Linked DNA regions of Homo sapiens: region 1 is linked to region 2. Evidence: chromatin contacts called from ENCODE Hi-C data. All regions are on one chromosome and are shown on one strand. Each heading gives the region's core, a stretch centred on a gene start or an enhancer-like site at or near the end of the contact. The rest is flanking DNA. Distances are from core to core; before and after follow the strand shown.

Evidence for each region. Hi-C counts contacts between places; a loop is a spot of excess contacts on that map. Pooled maps may share reads with other maps.
Region 1: a loop to region 2 is called in a map of mammary epithelial cell, with 4 times the contacts of the local background. The contact joins the enhancer-like site here to the promoter of KBTBD7 in region 2. A Hi-C loop is called at or near these places in 2 of 168 maps with a recorded cell type or tissue (B cell and mammary epithelial cell), 1 of 37 single-sample maps with no recorded cell type and 10 of 50 pooled maps.

Annotation. Positions count from the first base shown.
Region 1 is chr13:40,990,762-40,997,192 of GRCh38, reverse strand. The region is part of intron 1 of ELF1 (E74 like ETS transcription factor 1); the gene reads left to right. It also overlaps the pseudogene RGS17P1. Among named protein-coding and RNA genes, the nearest start is that of ELF1, 25 kb to the left of the region's middle. RefSeq lists enhancers at 3,220-3,760, 3,907-3,986, 3,761-4,302. Within about 2 kb of position 3,057, at least 13 of the 41 ENCODE cell types and tissues checked have a DNase peak (open chromatin) inside an H3K27ac peak, as active enhancers do; they include B cell, where a contact is called at or near this core.
Region 2 is chr13:41,192,103-41,198,636 of GRCh38, reverse strand. It overlaps KBTBD7 (kelch repeat and BTB domain containing 7), which reads left to right and starts at 4,068. Exons shown (of 1, transcript NM_032138.7): 1 at 4,068-6,534. The coding sequence starts at 4,380. The coding sequence ends at 6,434. The region is part of intron 3 of KBTBD6-DT (KBTBD6 divergent transcript); the gene reads right to left. RefSeq lists enhancers at 3,898-3,987, 4,298-4,567, 3,912-4,618, 4,619-5,326.

The DNA.
Region 1 (6,431 bases), core at 1,808-4,307, 200 kb after region 2:
TCACACAGGGAGCAGGAAGTTTTGTGCACAAGGAATCATAAAGTCTTTCAAATGTGTTGGTAACTTGGGAAAAGATGGAAATGTTTATTTCCCTGGAGATTATGTCCTTAAACCTGGTTGCACTGTGACTTGAAAGAGGATCCTAAAATGTCACAGGAACAAAAGGTTGTGATTGTCAGAGAGTAGTTGGAAAGGTCTGGATTCGGTGGCAGTGAGTACAGACAGAAGGCCTGGAAAGAGGTAGTATATATTGGGTTCTTGGTGAGATTAAGGCAGGGCTGACTTCGGCTTCTTCAATAGTGGGATGGGGAAGTTGGGGAACTATAAAATGCAGAACTGCTGGATTGTTGTTTTTGAGATGATAGTGAAGAGTATTAAGATTGTGTTGGAGCTATAGTTTAAAAAAAAAAAAGACTTTATTTTTTAGAGCCATTTTAGATTCACAGTAAAATTGAGAGGAAAGTACAGATTTCCCATATACCTCCTGCCCCTGCACATGCATAGCCTCCCCGTTATCAGCCTCTCGCTAATCACCTGCACCAGAGCGGTGCACTTGTTACAGTTGATGAACCTACACTGACACTTTGTCACTTGAAGTTCATAGTTTACATTAGGGTTCACTTATGGTGGTGTACATTTTATGGGTTTGGGCAAATGTCACTTAGTAATAAGCATTTAAGTTTCCACATGTCTTTTTGTGGCTTGATAGCTTATTTCTCTTTAGTGCTGAATAATATTTCATTATGTGGATGCACTACAGTTTATTCACCTACTGAAGGACATCTTCGTTGCTTACAAGTTTTGGCAATTATGAATAAAGCTGCTGTAAACATCCATGTGCAGGTTTTGTGTGGACATAAGTTTTTACTTCCTTTGGGTAAATACCAAGGAGCACAGCTCTATGGTGTAAGAGTATGTTTAGTTTTGTAAGAAACTGCCAAACTGTCTTCCAAAGTGTACCATTTTGCATTCCTACCAGCAGTGAATGAGAATTCCTATTGTTCCACATCCTTGCCTGCTTTTGGTGTTGTCAGTGTTCTGGATTTTGGCCATTCTAATAGGTTTGTAGTGACACCTCATTGTCATTTTAGTTTGCATTTCCCCAGTGACATATGGTGTGGGGCTTCTTTTCATATGCTAATCTGTATATCTTCTTTGCTGAGGTGTCTGTTAAGGTCTTTGGCCCATTTTAAAATCAGGCTATTTTCTCTGAGTTTTGAGAGGTCCTTGCATATTTTAGATAACAGTCCTTTAATCTGTGGTTTGTCTTTTCATTCTCTTGACATTGTCTTTCACAGAGCAAAATTTTTAATTTTAATGAAGTCCAGCTTATCAATTCTTCCTTTGATAAATCCTGCATTTGGTATCTATAAAAAGTCATCACCAAACCCACATGCATCTAGATTTTTCTCCTATGCTATGTTCTAGGAGTTTTATTGTTTCCTATTTTCCATTTAGGTTTGCGATCCATTTTGAGTTAATATCTGGGAAGGGTATAAGGTCTGTGTCTAGATTCTTTTTTTTTTTTTTAATGTGGATATCCAGTTTTTCTACCACTGTTGGTTGAAAAAACTCTTTTCTTTATTGTATTGCCTTTGTCCTTGACAAAGATGGTTGACTATATTTATGTGGTGCCATTAACCGTGCTCTCTATTCTGTTCCATTGATCTATTTTGTTCTTTCACCAGTACCTCACTGTCTTGATTACTATAGGTTATAGGTGTATTTTTAAGCTCAATCCATAGAATATTTCCGTTCACTTCTCCAGTCTAGGTATTCAGACATCCTGTCTTACAAATCTGACTACCATTTCCTCACACCTTCCACATCATGAGGAGCTATTTTAGCCTTGTTAATACATTTGGAGTTTTGCCTGTAGGTGATGGAAGCCATTAATTGTCAGAGAAGTAAGTTGATCATATTTTCACTTTTGGTAAATGACTCCTACTCCAGGCTTAAGAGCCACTGGAGTGGGGCTAGAATAGAGGTAGTAAGGGCCGATCAAATAAATATATGAAAGAGCATTTCACCTAATAATGAGCATGAAGTGATTTAGATGACCTTTAAATCTTGCTTTCAGTTGTTGGTGTGCCTCCGTGTAAGAGTGAAACTTCTTATAACAGAATACAGTTTCTACCAGAAGAGAGTTATGCTGTGTGGGAATTGGAGGTGGGGGAGGCGTGTCATGTAGCAAAATCTCCTGGGGAACTTTGAAACAACATATCCCTGGCTTTTCACCCCCAATCAGTGCCAGCATGAAACAGTTACTAATGGGAATCTGCTGTATTCTCAGATGGGGGAACCATTGCACTAGGGCATGTCTTTTCTAAGAAAATGGAAGTATTAACTGGGAGAATAAAGGGTCACAGAAATGAAACAGTTTACTTGCAAGTTAAATCTTGTTTGTTGGAGAGAGAAATTTTTTTAACTGCCTGAACAGGTTTTGCTGATAAAGACGTTTTAGCATGTTTATGTTTTCTTTTTAATGAACAGAATTAAAACAGTATCTCATAACTGTTAGATATTTCGCTTGTTTATTTCTTTCTTTTTGAGACTGAGTCTTGCTCTGTTGCCCAGGCTGGAGGGCAGTGGTGCGATCTCAGCTTACTGCAATTTCCACCTCCTGGGTTCAAGTGATTCTCGTGCCTCGGCCTCCAAGTACCTGGGATTACAGGCACCCCCCCACCATGCCTAGGTAATTTTTGTATTTTTAGTAGAGACGAGGTTTCACCATGTAGGCCAGGCTGGTCTTGAACTCCTGACCTCAAGTGATCTGCCCTCTTGGGCTTCCCAGAGTCCTGGGATTACAGGCATGAGCCACTGCACCTGGCTGATATTTCTCTTTTGATTTTGAATTCTCTTTGTTTTCAGAACATGCTCAAAAAAAGAGTTAAACTTGAGACCACAGGTATGGACAGGTCTAGGTATTCAGTCTGTTTGGCTGTTCTGCAGGGTGCTATAAATGCTACCCTGGTATCAGTGTATTCTGATACCAGGTTAGTCCAAGTGGCCAATGATGGGAAGTGAAGAACTATGTGAAAGAACTGGAATTTCAGGTTTGGGTAGTGAGTAATTGTGGCCCTGCCTTCAGAGTCCTGGAACTTTTCACCTGGTTGTCAGCAAAAAGGCAAACACATAGAAAAGTCAGTCTGTTTAGTTTGATCATATTGATTTTTTTTTTTTATTATTAGCATGGTTGAAGCTAAGGTGACCTTGATCAAGTTGCCAAAACCTGTTTCAGGTTTGCTTAAGTCACCAGAAGTTTGATTGAGACATCCTATACAAAAAAAAAATCGATTTGTGCTTTATTTACATAAAAATAAAACTATACTTTTGATAACGTCCTGGGCACTTCCCTCTGCTTACTCCCCCTCAATTAAAAAATGCCTAATTTAAATTAAAGAACCCGGCCAGGTGCAGTGTTTCATGCCTATAATCCCAGCACTTTGGGAGGCCTAGACGGGAGGATTGCTTGAGCTCAGAAGTTTGAGATCAGCCTCAACAAGATGATGAGACCCCTTCTCTACAAAAGAAATTATAAAAAATTAGTCAGGTGTGGTAGTACACACCTATAGCCCCAGCTACTCAGGAGGCTGAAGCGGGAGGATCACTTGAGGCCAGGAGTTTGAGGCCATAGTGAGCAAGGATCATGCCACTGCCCTCCAGCCTGGGCAACAACGAGACCCTGTCTCTAAAAAATAAATAAAAACTAGTTCCTCGCCCGCTGGGTGCTTAAGTTGGGCGGATAGTAGCAAACGGGCTCCGCTAGAGGACAGAGCCGCCCAGCCCCGCTCCCCCCAGACCCATCGGTGCACTGCCCACACCTGCAGGCAACTGGCTAATTGGGTCTTGTAGCTGAAATGTGAAAAAGGCAGCAGTCCCAAAATGAAGGAACACCTGCTGTGTCTCAAGCGCCTGGAAACCAGAGGCCCAACAACATCTGTTGCTTTTGTTGGTGCTGTTGTTGCAGCTGCTCCTGCCTCACTGTTAGGAATGAAGAAAGGGGAAAATGCAGGAAGAACCACACACACTACAAAAATGGAGAGTATCCAGGTCCTAGAGGAATGCCAAAACCCCACTGCAGAGGAAGTCTTGCCCTGGTCTCAAAATTTTGACAAGATGATGAAGGCCCCAGCAGGAAGAAACCTTTTCAGAGAGTTCCTCTGAACAGAATACAACAAAGAGAACCTACTTTTCTGGATTGCCTGTGAAGACTTAAAGAAAGAACAGAACAAAAAAGTAATCAAAGAAAAGAGAAAAGGCTAGAATGATATATGAAGATTACATTTCTGTACTATCACCAAAAGAGGTCAGTCTTGATTCTCGAGCTAGAGAATTCTTGAGTTAGAGAGGTGATCAACAGAAATTTGTTGGCTCCTAATCCTCACATGTATAGTTCTCTCCAGCCCCAAGTAACATCTTTTCAGATGAATTCCAGGGGATGTTCAAGACTTTGACTCTAATGAAAACACTACAAAAGGAAAATGTTGCCCTAACTGATAGAAGGTCCCAGTTTGGGAATTGATTTTATTCCTATGATAAAAGCTCTAAGATGAGTAGGGAAAAGGAACACTATCAAGCATTGATGACAATAACCAAATGTAATATTTTTAAATATGTCATATGTGCAATGTGAAATTCATTCTTCCTTCATTATTTCTCATATTAAATCTCATTTCAGAAATTTTAGAATTTTAAAACTGTTGACTTATACCTAACTGCTATCACTGCATAACAGCTTTTAAACAGTTAGAAATAAACATTTTAGAATAATAAACAGATTGTGTTTCTATCCTAAGCTTGGATACATTTCCTTTCTAAAGATCTAGCTCTTATTGCTGTATTAAAAGAATGCCACATACAATGCTTACTAATGGAAATGTGTGTTCACAGATGCACTTAGGGAGCGTAGTGTAAAAACATCAGGAACTTAAAATTACAAATTTGATTTCAAGTTACATTTCTGTCTCATGCGACTTTGGGCAAATCGTTTATCTTCTCTGAGTTCATTTTCTCATCTGCAAATGACAAATAAAATAATTATCAGGATGGCTATGAGCATTAAATAAACGTGGAAAGAATAAAATGTGACATTATTTTATCAGAGTTCTTCAACACAATAATTGTTATTTTATGCTTGTATTAAATGTCATTTTAATGCACTTTCCCCTATTTTTTTCCAAAACATACAATAAACATCTGATTTAGCTATTCATCAGAACATACAATCATATTTTAAGATGGAACACTATATCAATGTTATTGCTTTGCTCAATAATGTGATCCCAAATCACTACTTGCAGTTCACCATCACCTCAAATCTATAGAAATGTTTCTTTCAATGACATACATAGATAGATAGATATACAATTGTAGGTTAAAATTAAAGTTTAAATAAGAGAAGTCATTTGAAAATTTTATTTCCAAAGGAAATAAAACAACATTCCCAAGGACAGAAATAATATCAAGTTATTTGCTAAATATATAAATGAGTTATAGGCCTAAGACTAAGATATAAGAGATTGACAATTAGAAAACACTTTTCAATATTAAGGTAGTATGATTTTCTTTAACAATTTTACAATGAAAATAAAAACTTAATAAAAGGTGGTAACGGGCCAGGCATGGTGGCTCACACCTGTAACCCCAGCACTTTGGGAGACTAAGGCGAGAGAATCACTTGAGCCCAGGAGTTCCAGATCTGTCTTTGCAACAAAGTGAGACCCTGACTCTAAGAAAAAATAAAAATGTTTACAATAAAAGTAAAATTTAAAATAGTAATGTGTCCATGAAAACTTTAATTTTAGAGTAGTTTTATATTTACAGAAAAACTGTAAATAGAAAGGTCCCTTACAGACCTATGGGACATCTGTCAAAATTAATAAACCAGTATTGGTCATTAAGTTCATACTTTATTCAGATTTCCTTAGTTTTTAACCTGATGTCCCTTTCCTGTCCCAGGATCCCACCACATTACATTTAGTTGTCATGTTTCCTTAGGCTTCTCTTAGTTGTGACAGTTCTGAAAGCTTCCTTGTTTTTGATGACAGTTTTGAGAAATAAACTGGTATTTCGTGGAATGTCCCTCTGTGGAGATTTGTCTGATGTTTTCCTCATGACTAGACATGGGTTTTTGGTTTTTGGAAGAACACAAAGGTAAAGTGCCATGCTTATCACATGATATCAAAGGTATATGCCATCATCAGGACTCTTCTTAGTTGTGACAGTCTCTCAAACTTTAGGCTTCTCTTAGCTGTTGATGTTAACCTTGATCACTTAGCTGAGTTAGCATCTATTATGTTTCTCCACTGTAAAGTAACACATTTTTTTTTTTTTTTTTTTGAGACAGAGTCTCGCTCTGTCACCAGGCTGGAGTGCAGTGGTGCGATCTCAGCTCACTGCACCCTCCGTCTCCCGGGTTCAAGCAATTC
Region 2 (6,534 bases), core at 2,819-5,318:
TCTTTTTTGAGAAGGAGTCTTGCTCTGTTGCCCAGGCTGGAGTCCAGTGGTGTGATCTGGGCTCACTGCAACCTCTGCCTCCCAGATTCAAGTGATTCTCCTGCCTCAGCCTCCTGAGTAGCTGGGATTACAGGTGTCCGTCACCACATCCAGCTAATTTTTGTATTTTAGTAGAGACGGGGTTTCACCATGTTCCCCAGGCTGATCTGGAACTCCTGGGCTCAAGTGATCTGCCCGCCTTGGCCTCCCAAAGTGCTGGAATTACAGGTGTGAGCCACTGTGCCCAGCCCCACCCCTTGCTTTTAATACCCATCCCCTTCATTAAAGATGCCCTATATCTATGACTTCCCGGCTCTCAGAAGCTGAGAAATTGATTTGTGAGCCATGCTCCTGCTTCTCAAATCCATGGCCATGGAATAAAACCTGCACTGCTTGATGCTCACTTTCAGTTTCGCATCTTGGCTTCATGACATAGAACAGGGAAAAATCTCATCTTCACAGGACCAGCTTTGTCATTAACACTATTATGAAGATACTTATACAAGTGTTTTTGTGGATATATGTTTTCATTTCCCTGAGGCAACTGCCTGGGAGTGAAATTACACGGCGTTTAACATTAAAAGAAACTACAAAAGAATTTTCTAATGTGGTTATACCAATTTATATTCCTATTATTAGCATATGAGAGTTCCAACGGCTCCATATCTCCACTAATATATAGTATCATTGATGTTTTTAAGTTAAGGCATTCTAGTGGGTATTCAGTGTTTTCTTATTGTGAATTTAATGTGCATTGGCCACCGGGTATACATGTTACCAATATTTTTTCCCAGTCTGTGGTTTATCTTTTGTTGTTTTCACTGCCTTTCCATAGGCAGCAGCTTGTAATTTTGTTGAAATTCACTTTTGAAATTCACTTTGTCTTTTTTTTATGATCTGTGTTTTTGGTGTCCCAAGAAAACTTTGCCAACCGCAAAGCTATAGTCTTCTATGTTTTCTTTTCTTTTCTTTTTTTTTTTTTTCTGAGACGGAGTCTCGCTCTGTCGCCCAGGCTGGAGTGCAGTGGCGCAATCTTGGCTCACTGCAAGTTACGCCTCCTGGATTCATGCCATTCTCCTGCCTCAGTCTCCTGAGTAGCTGGGCCTACAGGTGTCTGCCACCATGCCCAGCTAATTTTTTGTATTTTTAGTAGAGACAGGGTTTCACCGTGTTAGCCAGGATGGTCTCAATCTCCTGACCTCATGATCCGCCTGCCTCAGCCTCCCAAAGTGCTGGGATTACAGGTGTGAGCCACTGCACCCGGCCCTATGTTTTCTTTTTGAAGCTTTATAGTTTCCACTTTTCCATTTAGTATTAGGAGAAATTTTGAATTAATTTTTTGCTTATGGTGTAAGGTAGGGGCAAGGGCAACTTTCTGTCTTACATTCTTGATCCAGTTGTTCCAATAACATTTGTTGAAAAGAATTTTCTTTCTTCATTGAATTGCATTGGTATCATGCTGTATTTCTAAAATTTTAAATTTAATTCCTCAGTTGCACTAGCCACATTTCACGTACCCAAGAGCTACATGTGGCTTCTGGCTACTGTATCAGCCAGCACAAATATAAAATATTCCCAAGTTTTATGGGACAGCACATAGCTCTAGATCTTAGGGAATAGTGCCTAATAGATATCTTCAATTGTGTGACAGGTAACCTAAACCAAATAACACAGTAAGAGCAGATATAAGGAAGGTAAAAATCAGTCACTGCCTATATGAGGTACCTAGAGTAGTCAAAAGTCATAGAGACAAAGAGTAGAATGGCAGTTGCCAGAAGTGGGGGCTAGAGAGTTATTGTTTAAATGGGTACAGAGCTTCAGTTTTGTGATAGTGGCAAAACCGTGTGAATATATTTAATGCTAAAGAACTATACACTGAAAATGTTTAAATGGTAAATTTAGTGTTATGTATATTTTACCAATATTTTAAGAAGTTTTTTAAAATGGCCATTCCTGCGCTGGGCATGTGGCTCATGCCTGTAATTGCAGCAACTCAGAGGCTCAGGCAGGAAGAGTGCTTGACACCAAGATTTCCAGACCAGGCTGGCAACACAGTGAGACCCTGTCTATAATTTTTTTTTAATTAACTGGGTGTGGTGGTATGCATCTATAGCTCTAGTTACTTGGGAGGCTGAGGGCAAAGTATTGCTTGAGCACTGGAGTTTGAGGCAGCAGTGAGCTATTATGGTGCCACTGCACTCCAACCTGGGTGACAGGGCAAGACCCCATCTCAAAAAAAAAAAAAAAAAAGAAAAAAAAAAGGCTTTTTTCCCCAGCTGGTATTCACTGCAAGTCAGGAAACAATCATTGTTACTGATAATGACTGACTTGATTCTCTCTGGTGTATCTGAGGGATATCTAACATCTCTTTTTATTTACAGAGGAGTTATTAGAGCCCAGAGGCTGACTTAATTTAATGTGTCTACCCTAGAGTATTTCCAGTGGACTTCAGCTGATAAGTTGAAGTTATCTTCAGCTGATAAGAGAAAAACAATTTGAAAGTTATTCTCTTGTAATGTGTTATCCATACATGCATGTAACACTGATGATTTTCTTTATTAGGTTATGGTAACATAACAAACTAGCAGCAGGAGCAGTCATGGTTTTGTAATAAAAGTTATCTGAAAAAGTCTGTTACTGGTGGAGGGTGTCCAGGTTCTTGGCGTTTTGGACAAAAAATTGGACAAAACACATAAACAAAGCAAGGAAACAATGAAACAACAAAAGCAGAGATTTACTGAAAATGAAAGTACACTCCACAGTGGGGAGCGGGCCTGAGCATAGGGGCTCAAGGGCCCTGTTACAGAATTTCTGAAGGTTTAAATACCCTCTAGAGGATTCCACTGGTTACTTGGTGTACACCCTATGTAAATGAAGAGAATGAAGTAAAGTTACAAACTCATTTACTCAGCATACACCCTATGGAGAGGATCTTTCCTGTTATAGCTAAAGTGTGAATCAGCCTTATGTTCCCTGCCTCCAGACCCTATTTTCCTGCCTCAAATCTCTAATACTTGATTTTGATGATTTAACTGTTGATCCCAATGCAAATATAAAAGACTTTGTAAAGCATAGACTATACTATATATTAATTCAAGGAATGTCAGGGCATGTACTGATGTTGAATTCTGAGAATCATGTGCTTTTGTACAGAACAAAGTCTGTTTGTTGAAATATTTTGAGTTAAAATACTCCCTAAAACTCCTTAATAAAGGGAATTACATAATCTGTTAATTGATTTGTGGAACGGCAGTGAAAGAGGCTGTATTAGACGACTTGAAAACACTCATATTTGGAGCTTAACGAAAATACTCCTGCTCTCCAGAGATGAAATGTTAGTGAGAGCAGCAAATAATTTATTTTTATATGCTGGATTTGCGTATTTGAGACCATCTATTAATACTGTTCTTTAGGACCTCAACCTAGTCGTCTAAGACATCCTTATTAAACGAGACCAATAGATATCATTTAATATTGAAAATATTGTTAATGCCCTTCAAAATCTTTCGAAGGAATAAACATTAAAAACTAGAAATTCTTTGTAAAATTTTGCGGTTTAAAATAATACTCGGTTTCAAATTAGTGGGTGCCTCATTTATCATAAATTATAAAAGAGAATCTAACAGTTATTGGCTACATTCTAGGCACGGGGTAACGCTTTACTATTCTTCTAACCAAAAACATACATGTATCTAAGTATCCCATGTAAGGTATCATTGAACCACACAAAACCCTATGAAATACTGGCAGGGGGCGGTGGCTCACGCCTGTAATCCCAGCACATTGAGAGGCCGAGGCAGGAGGATAATTTGAGCCCTCAGGAGTTCAAGACCAGCCTGGGCAACAGTCTCTTCACCATCAAATCCAGGAGAATTAATTTCTACTGTTAGAGCAGTCAACTAAAGGACAGCTCGCGATATTACACAAACTACTACTCCCAACATGCAAAGCGGTTTCTTTCCCTCTGTCCCCGCCCGGCCGTCCGAGAGCCCCAGCAGGCCTCGGGGCGCGAAAGGCAACCTGGGAGCAGTAGTTCTCCCGGGCGCCTAGCGGGATCGCCAGCGCGGCAGTGGGGGCTTCCGCGGCTGCAAGCCAGCGGGTCCTGTGAGGGCGAGCGGAGGCGGAGAAAGGGCGCGGGAGTGAGAGAGGGTGAGTCAGCCACTGTCTATGCAATAAAGGGAGGCCTCACCGCGGGATAGGGCTGAATTCAGAAGTGCGGCCCGTGCCGCAGTCTGTTCCAGGACGCGGCTTGTCTTAGCGTCAGCGAGGGAAGGTTGAGGAGGAGCCAGAGCCTGGTCCTGCAGCCTTTCTCGCCGTCAGCGCCCGTCGCCATCTCCACCATGCAGTCCCGGGAAGACGTCCCGCGCTCTCGCCGCCTCGCCAGTCCCCGTGGTGGGAGGCGGCCCAAGAGGATTTCCAAGCCCTCGGTTTCGGCCTTTTTCACGGGTCCAGAGGAGTTAAAGGACACGGCCCATTCTGCAGCCCTGCTGGCACAGCTCAAGTCCTTCTACGACGCGCGGCTGCTGTGTGATGTGACCATCGAGGTGGTGACGCCTGGCAGCGGGCCTGGCACGGGTCGCCTCTTTTCCTGCAATCGCAACGTGCTAGCAGCTGCGTGTCCCTACTTCAAGAGCATGTTCACAGGTGGCATGTACGAGAGCCAGCAGGCCAGCGTGACCATGCACGATGTGGACGCCGAGTCCTTCGAGGTGTTGGTCGACTACTGCTACACGGGTCGTGTGTCTCTCAGTGAGGCCAATGTGCAGCGCCTGTACGCGGCCTCCGACATGCTACAGCTGGAATATGTGCGGGAAGCCTGTGCCTCCTTCTTAGCCCGACGTCTTGACCTGACCAACTGCACCGCCATCCTCAAGTTTGCAGACGCCTTCGACCATCACAAGCTTCGATCTCAGGCCCAGTCCTACATAGCTCACAACTTCAAGCAGCTCAGCCGAATGGGTTCAATTCGGGAGGAGACTCTAGCAGATCTAACCCTGGCCCAGCTGCTGGCTGTCCTACGCCTGGATAGTCTGGACATAGAGAGTGAGCGGACTGTATGCCATGTAGCTGTGCAGTGGCTGGAGGCTGCTGCCAAAGAGCGGGGTCCCAGTGCTGCAGAAGTCTTCAAGTGCGTGCGCTGGATGCACTTCACTGAAGAAGATCAGGACTACTTAGAAGGGCTGCTGACCAAGCCCATCGTGAAGAAGTACTGCCTGGACGTTATTGAAGGGGCCCTGCAGATGCGCTATGGTGACCTGTTGTACAAGTCTCTGGTGCCAGTGCCAAACAGCAGCAGCAGCAGTAGCAGCAGCAACTCTCTTGTATCTGCAGCAGAAAATCCACCCCAGAGACTGGGTATGTGTGCCAAGGAGATGGTGATCTTCTTTGGACATCCTAGAGATCCCTTTCTCTGCTATGACCCTTACTCGGGGGACATTTACACAATGCCATCCCCTTTGACCAGCTTTGCTCACACTAAGACTGTCACCTCCTCAGCTGTCTGTGTGTCCCCAGACCATGACATCTATCTAGCTGCTCAGCCCAGGAAAGACCTCTGGGTGTATAAACCAGCTCAGAATAGTTGGCAGCAACTTGCAGATCGCTTGCTGTGTCGTGAGGGCATGGATGTGGCATATCTCAATGGCTACATCTACATTTTGGGGGGACGAGACCCTATTACTGGAGTTAAGTTGAAGGAAGTGGAATGCTACAGTGTTCAGAGAAACCAGTGGGCATTGGTGGCTCCTGTCCCTCATTCCTTCTATTCCTTTGAACTCATAGTGGTTCAGAACTATCTTTATGCTGTCAACAGTAAGCGCATGCTTTGCTATGATCCTAGCCACAATATGTGGCTGAACTGTGCTTCTCTTAAACGTAGTGACTTTCAGGAAGCATGTGTCTTCAATGATGAAATCTATTGTATCTGTGACATCCCAGTCATGAAGGTCTACAACCCAGCTAGGGGAGAATGGAGGCGGATTAGTAATATTCCTTTGGATTCAGAGACCCACAACTACCAGATTGTCAATCATGACCAAAAGTTGCTTCTCATCACTTCTACAACCCCACAATGGAAAAAGAACCGAGTGACAGTGTATGAGTATGATACTAGGGAAGATCAGTGGATTAATATAGGTACCATGTTAGGCCTTTTGCAGTTTGACTCTGGCTTTATTTGCCTTTGTGCTCGTGTTTATCCTTCCTGCCTTGAACCTGGTCAGAGTTTTATTACTGAGGAAGATGATGCACGGAGTGAGTCTAGTACTGAATGGGACTTAGATGGATTCAGTGAGCTGGACTCTGAGTCAGGAAGTTCAAGTTCTTTTTCAGATGATGAAGTCTGGGTGCAAGTAGCACCTCAGCGAAATGCACAGGATCAGCAGGGTTCTTTGTAAATAGTATTTTGAGACACTAAGATGTTTCTACTGCTACGGAATGTATTTTAAACACATATCGTTTCTTTTTCTTGGAAAAAAAGTTGATTAGGACCACAGA